Linked DNA regions of Homo sapiens: region 2 is linked to region 1. Evidence: chromatin loops called from intact Hi-C (ENCODE). Cell type or tissue: GM12878. All regions are shown on one strand.

Region 1 (4,000 bases):
TGATTTTCTCCTTTAACTAATGGGTGTAAGAAAATGTGTCAGGCCAGGCGCGGTGGTTCATGCCTGTAATCCCAGCACTTTGGGAGGCCGAGGTGGGTAAATCACGAGGTCAGGAGTTTGAGACAAGTCTTGTCAACATGGTGAAATCTCGTCTCTACTAAAAATACAAAAATTAGCCGGGCACAGTGGCAGTCGCCTGTAATCCCAGCTACTCAGGAGGCTGAGGCTGGGGAGAATCGCTTGAACCTGGGAGGTGGAGGTTGCAGTGAGCCAAGATTGCACCATTGCACTCTGGCCTGGGTGACACAGCAAGACTCCATCTCAAAAAAAAAAAAAAAAAAAAAAAGAAAGAAAGAAAAGAAAAGGAAAGAAAGAAAGAAAATGTGTCACTTTAATCATAATAAACATTTACTTTCTTTTAAAAGATAATGTATTAAAAAGTTTTGTGCATCAAAGATTACTATCAAGAAAGTGAGAAGACAATCCACAGAATGGGAGAAAATATTTGCAAATCATATATTTGAGAAGTGTCTAGTATCCAGAACATATAAAGAATTCTTACAACTCGCCCGGGTGCGGTGGCTCACGCCTGTAATCCCAGCACTTTGGGAGGCCGAGGCGGGCGGATCACGAAGTTAGGAGATCGAGACCATCCTGGCTAACACGGTGAAACCCTGTCTCTACTAAAAATACAAAAAATTAGCCGGGTGTGGTGGCGGGTGCCTGTAGTCCCAGCTACTCGGGAGGCTGAGGCAGGAGAATGGCGTGAACCCAGGAGGCGGAGCTTGCAGTGAGGCAAGATGGCGCCACTGCACTCCAGCCTCGGTGACAGAGCAAGACTCCGTCTCAAAAAAACAAAAACAAAAACAAGAATTCTTACAACTCAACAATAAAAGACAGGTGATTCACTGTCTTTTATTGTCAACAATAAAAGAGAGGTGATTCGCTGGAGGTCACGAAGCTGTAAGTAACAGAAAGTAACTGTGGACCAGTTGGTTCCTTTACATTGCATCTGGGTAGGTTTACAGAAACTGTTGTGGGGAGCACACAGGCAACAATGGAGTGAAATTTACAACCAGCTCCTGTAGCTGATTTCCTGGACTCCGATTGCAAATGGGGACCTCATGGATCTCACATTAGTGTGAAATGATAGAAGAGGTTAATGCCAGGGTCCAGTTTTACACTGTTGTTAGCACACACAGAGTGGATGGTCACATGTATTGTAGCCCACCTGGAGTGAGCACAGAGTGGAAATCAGATGGAACATGATTTTAACTCTGATAATTTATATGTTTGGAAACTGCAAAAGGATGAAGGGTGGCTTTGAGAGAATTGAGTCAGATAGCAGAAGTATGTATAGTATGTGACATATATAAGATTTTATAGAATATATAACATATATAGATAATAATATATATTATGCATATAGTTACACACACACACCAAGGATGCCAAAGAGGAATTTTAGGTTTGGTTTTGTTTTGTTTCAGGCAGAGTCTTGTTCTGTTGCCCAAGCTGGAGTGCAGTGGCTTGATCATGACTCACTGCAGCCTTGACCTCCCTGGGCTTACGTGATCGTCCCACCATAGCCTCCCAAGTAGCTGGGACTTCAGGTACACACCGCCATGACCCGGTTAATTTTTGGTTTTGGTTTGTTTGTTTGTTTCGTAGAGATGGGGTTTTACAGTGTTTTGTTGTTGTTGTTGTTGTTGTAGAGACGGGGTTTCATCATGTTGCCCAGGCTGGTCTTGAGCTCCTGGGCTCAAGTGATCCACCTGCCTCAGCCCCTCAAAGTGCTGGGATTACAGGCGTGAGCCACCATGCCCAGCCTATTTTATACTTTTATTTCATTTATTTTACACTGTTATTTATGTGGTTTGTTTTTTGTTAGTTAGTCTGTTTGTTTGTTTGGGACAGAGTTTCACTCTTATTGCCCAGGCTGGAGTACAGTGGCGCAATCTTGGCTCACTGCAACCTCCGCCTCTGAGGTTCAAGCAATTCTCCTGCCTCAACCTCACAAGTAGCTGGGATTACAGGCATGCACCACCACGCCTGGCTAATTTTGTATTTTTAGTAGAAACGGGGTTTCACCATGTTGGCCAGGCTGGTTTCGAACCTCTGATCTCTGGTGATTCACCTGCCTCGGCCTCCTAAAGTGCTGGGATTACAGGCGTGAGCCACCACGCCTAGTCATCTGTGTTTTAATTGTGGTAAAAACACATAACATAACATGTATGATCTTAACCGTTTGTAAGTGTACAGTTCAGTAGTGTGAGTACATGTTTTATTTATTTTTGATGCTCTCCAGAAGTCGGGAATTTGGGAATTTTGGGAGGCACCGCCCTACACTGTAGGTATATTGCCACCAGGTGGTGGCAGTGTAGCATGGTCCTCAGGGTCTGGTCTGAGTTTCTCCAGGACTGTCTTTTACACTATTTATTTATTTCATGTGTATAACTTTATGGGGTGTGAGTGTAATTTTGTTACATGCATAGATTGTGTAGTGGTGAAGTCAGGACTTTTAGGGTATCTGTCACCTAAATAACACACATTGTATCCATTCAGTAATCTCTGATCACCTACCCCCATTCACCCCCACTCACCCTTCTGAGTCTCAGTTCTCTACCATTCCACACTCTACGTCCATGTGTACATATTATTTAGCTCCCTCTTAGAATTGAGAATGTGCAGTATTTGTCTTTCTGTGTCTGATTTGTTTTACTTAATGTCCTCCAGTTCCATCCATGAATGTCCTCCAGTTCCATCCATGTATGTCCTCCAGTTCCATCCATGTGACTGCAAAATACATGATTTCATTCTTTTTTATGACCCAATAGTATTCCATGGTGTATATGTACCACATTTTCTTTATCCAATCATCTGTTGATGGACACTTAGGTTGATTCCATGTCTTTGCTCTTGTGAATAGTGCTGTGGTAAATGTACTGGTGCAGGTACCTTTTCGATGTAATGATTGCTTTGGGTAGACACTCAATAGTGAGATTGCTGGAGCACATGTTAGTTCTATTTTTAGTTCTTTGAGAAACCCTTGTATTGTCTTCCATAGAAGTTGTACTAATTTACAATCCCCCAATAGTGTATAAGAGTTCCCTTTTTGGCCTGGCATGATGGCTTACACCTGTAATCCCTGCACTTTGGGAATCTGAGGCTGGTGGATCACTTGAGGTCAGGAGTTCAAGACCAGCCTGGCCAACATGGTGAAACCCCATCTCTACTAAAAATACAAAAATTAGCCGGCATGGTGGCAGGCGCCTGTAATCCCAGCTACTCAGGAGGCTGAGGCAGGAGAATCACTTGAACCCAGGAGGCAGAGATTGCAGTGAGCCAAGGTCGCGCCACTGCACTCCAGCCTGGGCAACAGAGGGAGACTCTGTCTCAAAAAAAAAAAAAAAGAGTTTCCTTTTCTCCACATCCTTGCCAACATCAATATTGTTGTTATTCAAATTTTCTTCCTCCCAAAATCCCTCCGTGCTGTTATCTGAAACTGAGGCTTTCTGCATAGTGGGAGGCAAGATTTAAAAAAACAAAGCTTGGGCCAGGCACGGTGGCTCACGCCTGTAATCCTAGCACTTTGGGAGGCCGAGGCGGGCAGATCGCCTGAGGTCAGGAGTTCAAGACCAGCCTGGCCAACATGACGAAAACCCATGTCTACTAAAAATACAAAAATTAGCTGGGCATGGTGGCGGGTGCCTGTAATCACAGGTACTCAGGAGGCTGAGGCAGGAGAATCGCTTGAACCCAAGAGGTGGAGGTTACAGTGAGCCGAGATTGCACCACTGCACTCCAGCCTGGGTGACAGAGCAAGACTCTGTCTAAAAAAAAAAAAAAGAATACATTCTTTTTTTTTTTGAGGCGGAGTCTCACCCTGTCACCCAGCCACCGTGCCCAGCCTAAGGAATACATTCTATATGGTTTTGTTTATATGAAATTCAAACATAGGCAAAACAAAATATAAAAGTTATCCAGCTGTACTTAAATT
Region 2 (4,000 bases), 120 kb after region 1:
TAGAGCATTAAACAGCTGTTGGGCCCTGGGCTGACCCCCCCACCCTGCATGTGTGGGGGTCCCCACAGCTCTTATGTTCCTCCTGGGCATCCTGGACTTCCTCTTCGTCAGCCACGCCTATCACAGCATCCTGACCCGTGGGGCCTCTGTGCAGCTGGTGTTTGGCTTTGAGGTAAAACTGGCTTGGGAGGTTGAGAGGACAAGCCCGAGGTGACCCCACATGTGCCTTGAATAACCCAACAGACCCTTCCTCAGCACCTGCTATGTGGCCAACCTGTGCTGGCCACCAAGGGGCAGTGATCAGATATGGCTCCTGCCCTCCACACGCTCACTCCTAGGTGACTGGGGAGACGCACAAAGAGGCTAGGACAGAGGAGGAGCCCCAACCTGGGGCTCAGGAGAGGGTTCCTGGAGGCTCGTGCCGGAGCTAGCTGGTAATGGACAGGAGAGGATTAGTTCCATGGACAACTGGAGGCGTGTCCCTGGCAGAGAGAGAATGTGTTCAGTGACAACAGCTCATATTTGTTGAGTGCGAATTTCACACCAGGCCCTATGCTGAGCTCCTGACCTGCATCTCTTATTCAGCAAGACAATACTGTTATAAAGGAACAGTTAATTATGTCATTTTATAGATAAGTAAACTGAGGTTCACTGAGTTGCCAAAAGTCACAGCTAGTAAGTGGAGGGGCTAGGAGGACCCTGGGTGTGTCTAGAGCCTGTGATTGTACCACTGCACCTGCTGTGCAGAGGCCTTGGGGAGCAATGTGGGTGCAGCAAGGGGGAGCTATGTGTTTACATCCCCCTCGTCCCCCTCTCCCTTCAGTATGCCATCCTGATGACGATGGTGCTCACCATCTTCATCAAGTATGTGCTGCACTCCGTGGACCTCCAGAGTGAGAACCCCTGGGACAACAAGGCTGTGTACATGCTCTACACAGAGCTGTTTACAGGTGAGAGGGGCCTGGGCCTCTCCTGATCTGGACCAGCATCCTCCACTCTGCCTCCTGGCCCTGTGACCTGCTGCTTTCTGCATCCCCTCCCCTCAGGCTTCATCAAGGTTCTGCTGTACATGGCCTTCATGACCATCATGATCAAGGTGCACACCTTCCCACTCTTTGCCATCCGGCCCATGTACCTGGCCATGAGGTGAGCCCGGCCCTGTCCCCCGATCCTCCTGACCTGATCCCGTCCCTTCTCCTGCTTTCACTGACTGTCCTTTCAGACAGTTCAAGAAAGCTGTGACAGATGCCATCATGTCTCGCCGAGCCATCCGCAACATGAACACCCTGTAAGTAGGCTTGTCATGGCTGCTGTCCCAAGCTCGGTCCTGGGTCCCTCTGCTTCCAGCTCTGGACCTGATACAGCCCCTGTCATCCTAACCAGGTATCCAGATGCCACCCCAGAGGAGCTCCAGGCAATGGACAATGTCTGCATCATCTGCCGAGAAGAGATGGTGACTGGTGCCAAGAGACTGCCCTGCAACCACATTTTCCATACCAGGTGGGAGGGGCCCTGGGGAGCCTGCACAGCAGGGCACAGGCCCCAGAAGGCAGGCCCCTAGGGACCTGCTGACCTCTGCCTGGCCTTGACCCGCAGCTGCCTGCGCTCCTGGTTCCAGCGGCAGCAGACCTGCCCCACCTGCCGTATGGATGTCCTTCGTGCATCGCTGCCAGCGCAGTCACCACCACCCCCGGAGCCTGCGGATCAGGGGCCACCCCCTGCCCCCCACCCCCCACCACTCTTGCCTCAGCCCCCCAACTGTGAGTATCCCCTTGTCTGGCCACCCGGCATACCACTGGATACTTGCCCTGGGCTGGATGTGGAAGATGCTGGGAAATTGGAGAGTCCCTGCCCTCCAGAATCTCAGTCTGGGCCAGGGAGGGATTAAAAGATGAGAAATAGATGCTTGCAGTCAGTGTGACCAGTGCTGGGCTGAGGGCCTGTGGGAATAGGACAGAGCTCTCAATAGCCAGGCCCCCTGCCTGGGAGTTGGGTCTGTGTCCATTTGGCCCTTTCCTTACCTCCGTCTTCTCTCTGCAGTCCCCCAGGGCCTCCTGCCTCCTTTTCCTCCAGGCATGTTCCCACTGTGGCCCCCCATGGGCCCCTTTCCACCTGTCCCGCCTCCCCCCAGCTCAGGAGAGGCTGTGGCTCCTCCATCCACCAGTGCAGGTGAGCCTTTGGGTACTGTGACAGCCAGGGGGCGGCAGGGATGGAACACTCACTGACTTCGTTCCTGCTCTTCAGCAGCCCTTTCTCGGCCCAGTGGAGCAGCTACAACCACAGCTGCTGGCACCAGTGCTACTGCTGCTTCTGCCACAGCATCTGGCCCAGGCTCTGGCTCTGCCCCAGAGGCTGGCCCTGCCCCTGGTTTCCCCTTCCCTCCTCCCTGGATGGGTATGCCCCTGCCTCCACCCTTTGGTAAGCTGGGCCACTCTCTGGGTTCTTCTTGGGGGTGAGGTTGGTGTCTGGCCCCAGCAGCCCAGACTGAGCCTCTCTCTCTCCAGCCTTCCCCCCAATGCCTGTGCCCCCTGCGGGCTTTGCTGGGCTGACCCCAGAGGAGCTACGAGCTCTGGAGGGCCATGAGCGGCAGCACCTGGAGGCCCGGCTGCAGAGCCTGCGTAACATCCACACACTGCTGGACGCCGCCATGCTGCAGATCAACCAGTACCTCACCGTGCTGGCCTCCTTGGGGTGTGTCTGTACAGGGGAAGCAGAGTGGGTTTGGTGGGTCAGGAGTGGAGCTGCCAAGAGGTCCCCAGCAGTGGTTCTTGGCCTTTGACACCTGCCAATTCAGGCTGCCTATCTACAGGCCCACCAAGGGTCTCCAGGAGTTCTTGGTAACTCCTGGTGCCTTTATTTCCCACTCCAGAAAGCATGTCTGGATCTAAGTAGGAGTGATGTTTATTCGAGAGCTGACTTTAGATCTTATTCCTTTATATTTTTCTAAAGTCAAATTATTCAGAATTTGCAGTGCTTTAGTTCATCACATGATATTCTTCTGAGATGTGGTGACACTTAGATTGGCAATTGCTGCCCCCAAACTGAGGGAGCGAATAATAGGAAGTCACTTGGAGCCATCCTGGCTCAAGTTCAAGCGCTGGTCCCATCACTCATTTTTGACCTCTCATTATTTGAATAAAGGGGTCTTAATTCATATTCATAAGTGATGTGTACTGCCAGATACACACCTATAATCAGCACTTTGGAAGGCTGAGGCAGGAGGATTGTTTGAGCCTAGGAATTTGAGGGTGCAGTGAGCTATGATTGTGCCACTAAATTCCAGCTTTGGTGACAGAGCCGAGACGCTGTCTTTTAAAAAAGTGACATGTACATAATGCCTGGCATCTAGCAGTGACAGCACAGGCTTGGAGAGGAACTTGAGTCCAAGGCTCGAGCACTGTGGCTTATTGAGTGAGTCCCCTATAAGGTGCCTGACTCCCCAGGGTGGAGACTGCAGGGTAAGAGTGAACAGGTCAACAGTCCCTGCCTGCAAGCACCTTACAGCTAAGGGATAGAATCATTTGGCCCTTGAGTCCAGTCACCCTGTCTGAGTTCATTCAGCATGTTCACTTGTGTTTGCCAGGCACTGGGGCCACAAGGGCACATCATTCTATACTCTGTTCTGCAAGGCTCACCAAGGGCAGGAGAATCTGCCCAACCTTGGATGCCAAGGCCAGGCCCGCCTCTCGTCCCTTCTCTTCCCAGGCCCCCCCGGCCTGCCACTTCAGTCAACTCCACTGAGGAGACTGCCACTACAGTTGTTGCTGCTGCCTCCTCCACCAGCATCCCTAGCTCAGAGGCCACGACCCCAACCCCAGGAGCCTCCCCACCAGCCCCTGAAATGGAAAGGCCTCCAGGTAGGTGTGATTGGCCTCCAGCCGGGGGAGCAGGGAACTTCTCTAGGTTCCACTTCCAGTCTCTCTGTCCCCAGCTCCTGAGTCAGTGGGCACAGAGGAGATGCCTGAGGATGGAGAGCCCGATGCAGCAGAGCTCCGCCGGC

What was found. Hi-C counts contacts between places; a loop is a spot of excess contacts. Peaks named below come from ENCODE experiments on the same cell type or tissue, not always from the same donor. Only the 100,000 strongest peaks of a DNase experiment are listed, where the experiment ranks them.
Region 2: a loop joins it to region 1, with 2.0 times the contacts of the local background. A loop is called at or near these places in 11 of 110 quality-filtered maps.

Annotation. Positions count from the first base shown.
Region 1 is chr11:65,252,530-65,256,529 of GRCh38, reverse strand. No RefSeq gene overlaps it. Among named protein-coding and RNA genes, the nearest start is that of POLA2, 7.4 kb to the left of the region's middle. In GM12878, a CTCF peak has its summit at 2,381 (motif pointing right); no DNase peak of the experiment used is centred here.
Region 2 is chr11:65,128,420-65,132,419 of GRCh38, reverse strand. SYVN1 (synoviolin 1) reads left to right here. Exons shown (of 16, transcript NM_172230.3): 6 at 69-172; 7 at 824-950; 8 at 1,047-1,146; 9 at 1,223-1,288; 10 at 1,384-1,500; 11 at 1,597-1,760; 12 at 2,041-2,169; 13 at 2,245-2,418; 14 at 2,505-2,691; 15 at 3,706-3,857; 16 at 3,932-4,000. It overlaps MIR6751 (microRNA 6751), which reads left to right and starts at 2,442; the gene lies at 2,442-2,504. RefSeq lists an enhancer at 21-70. In GM12878, a CTCF peak has its summit at 2,210; no DNase peak of the experiment used is centred here; H3K4me3 peaks cover 984 bases; H3K27ac peaks cover 1,301 bases.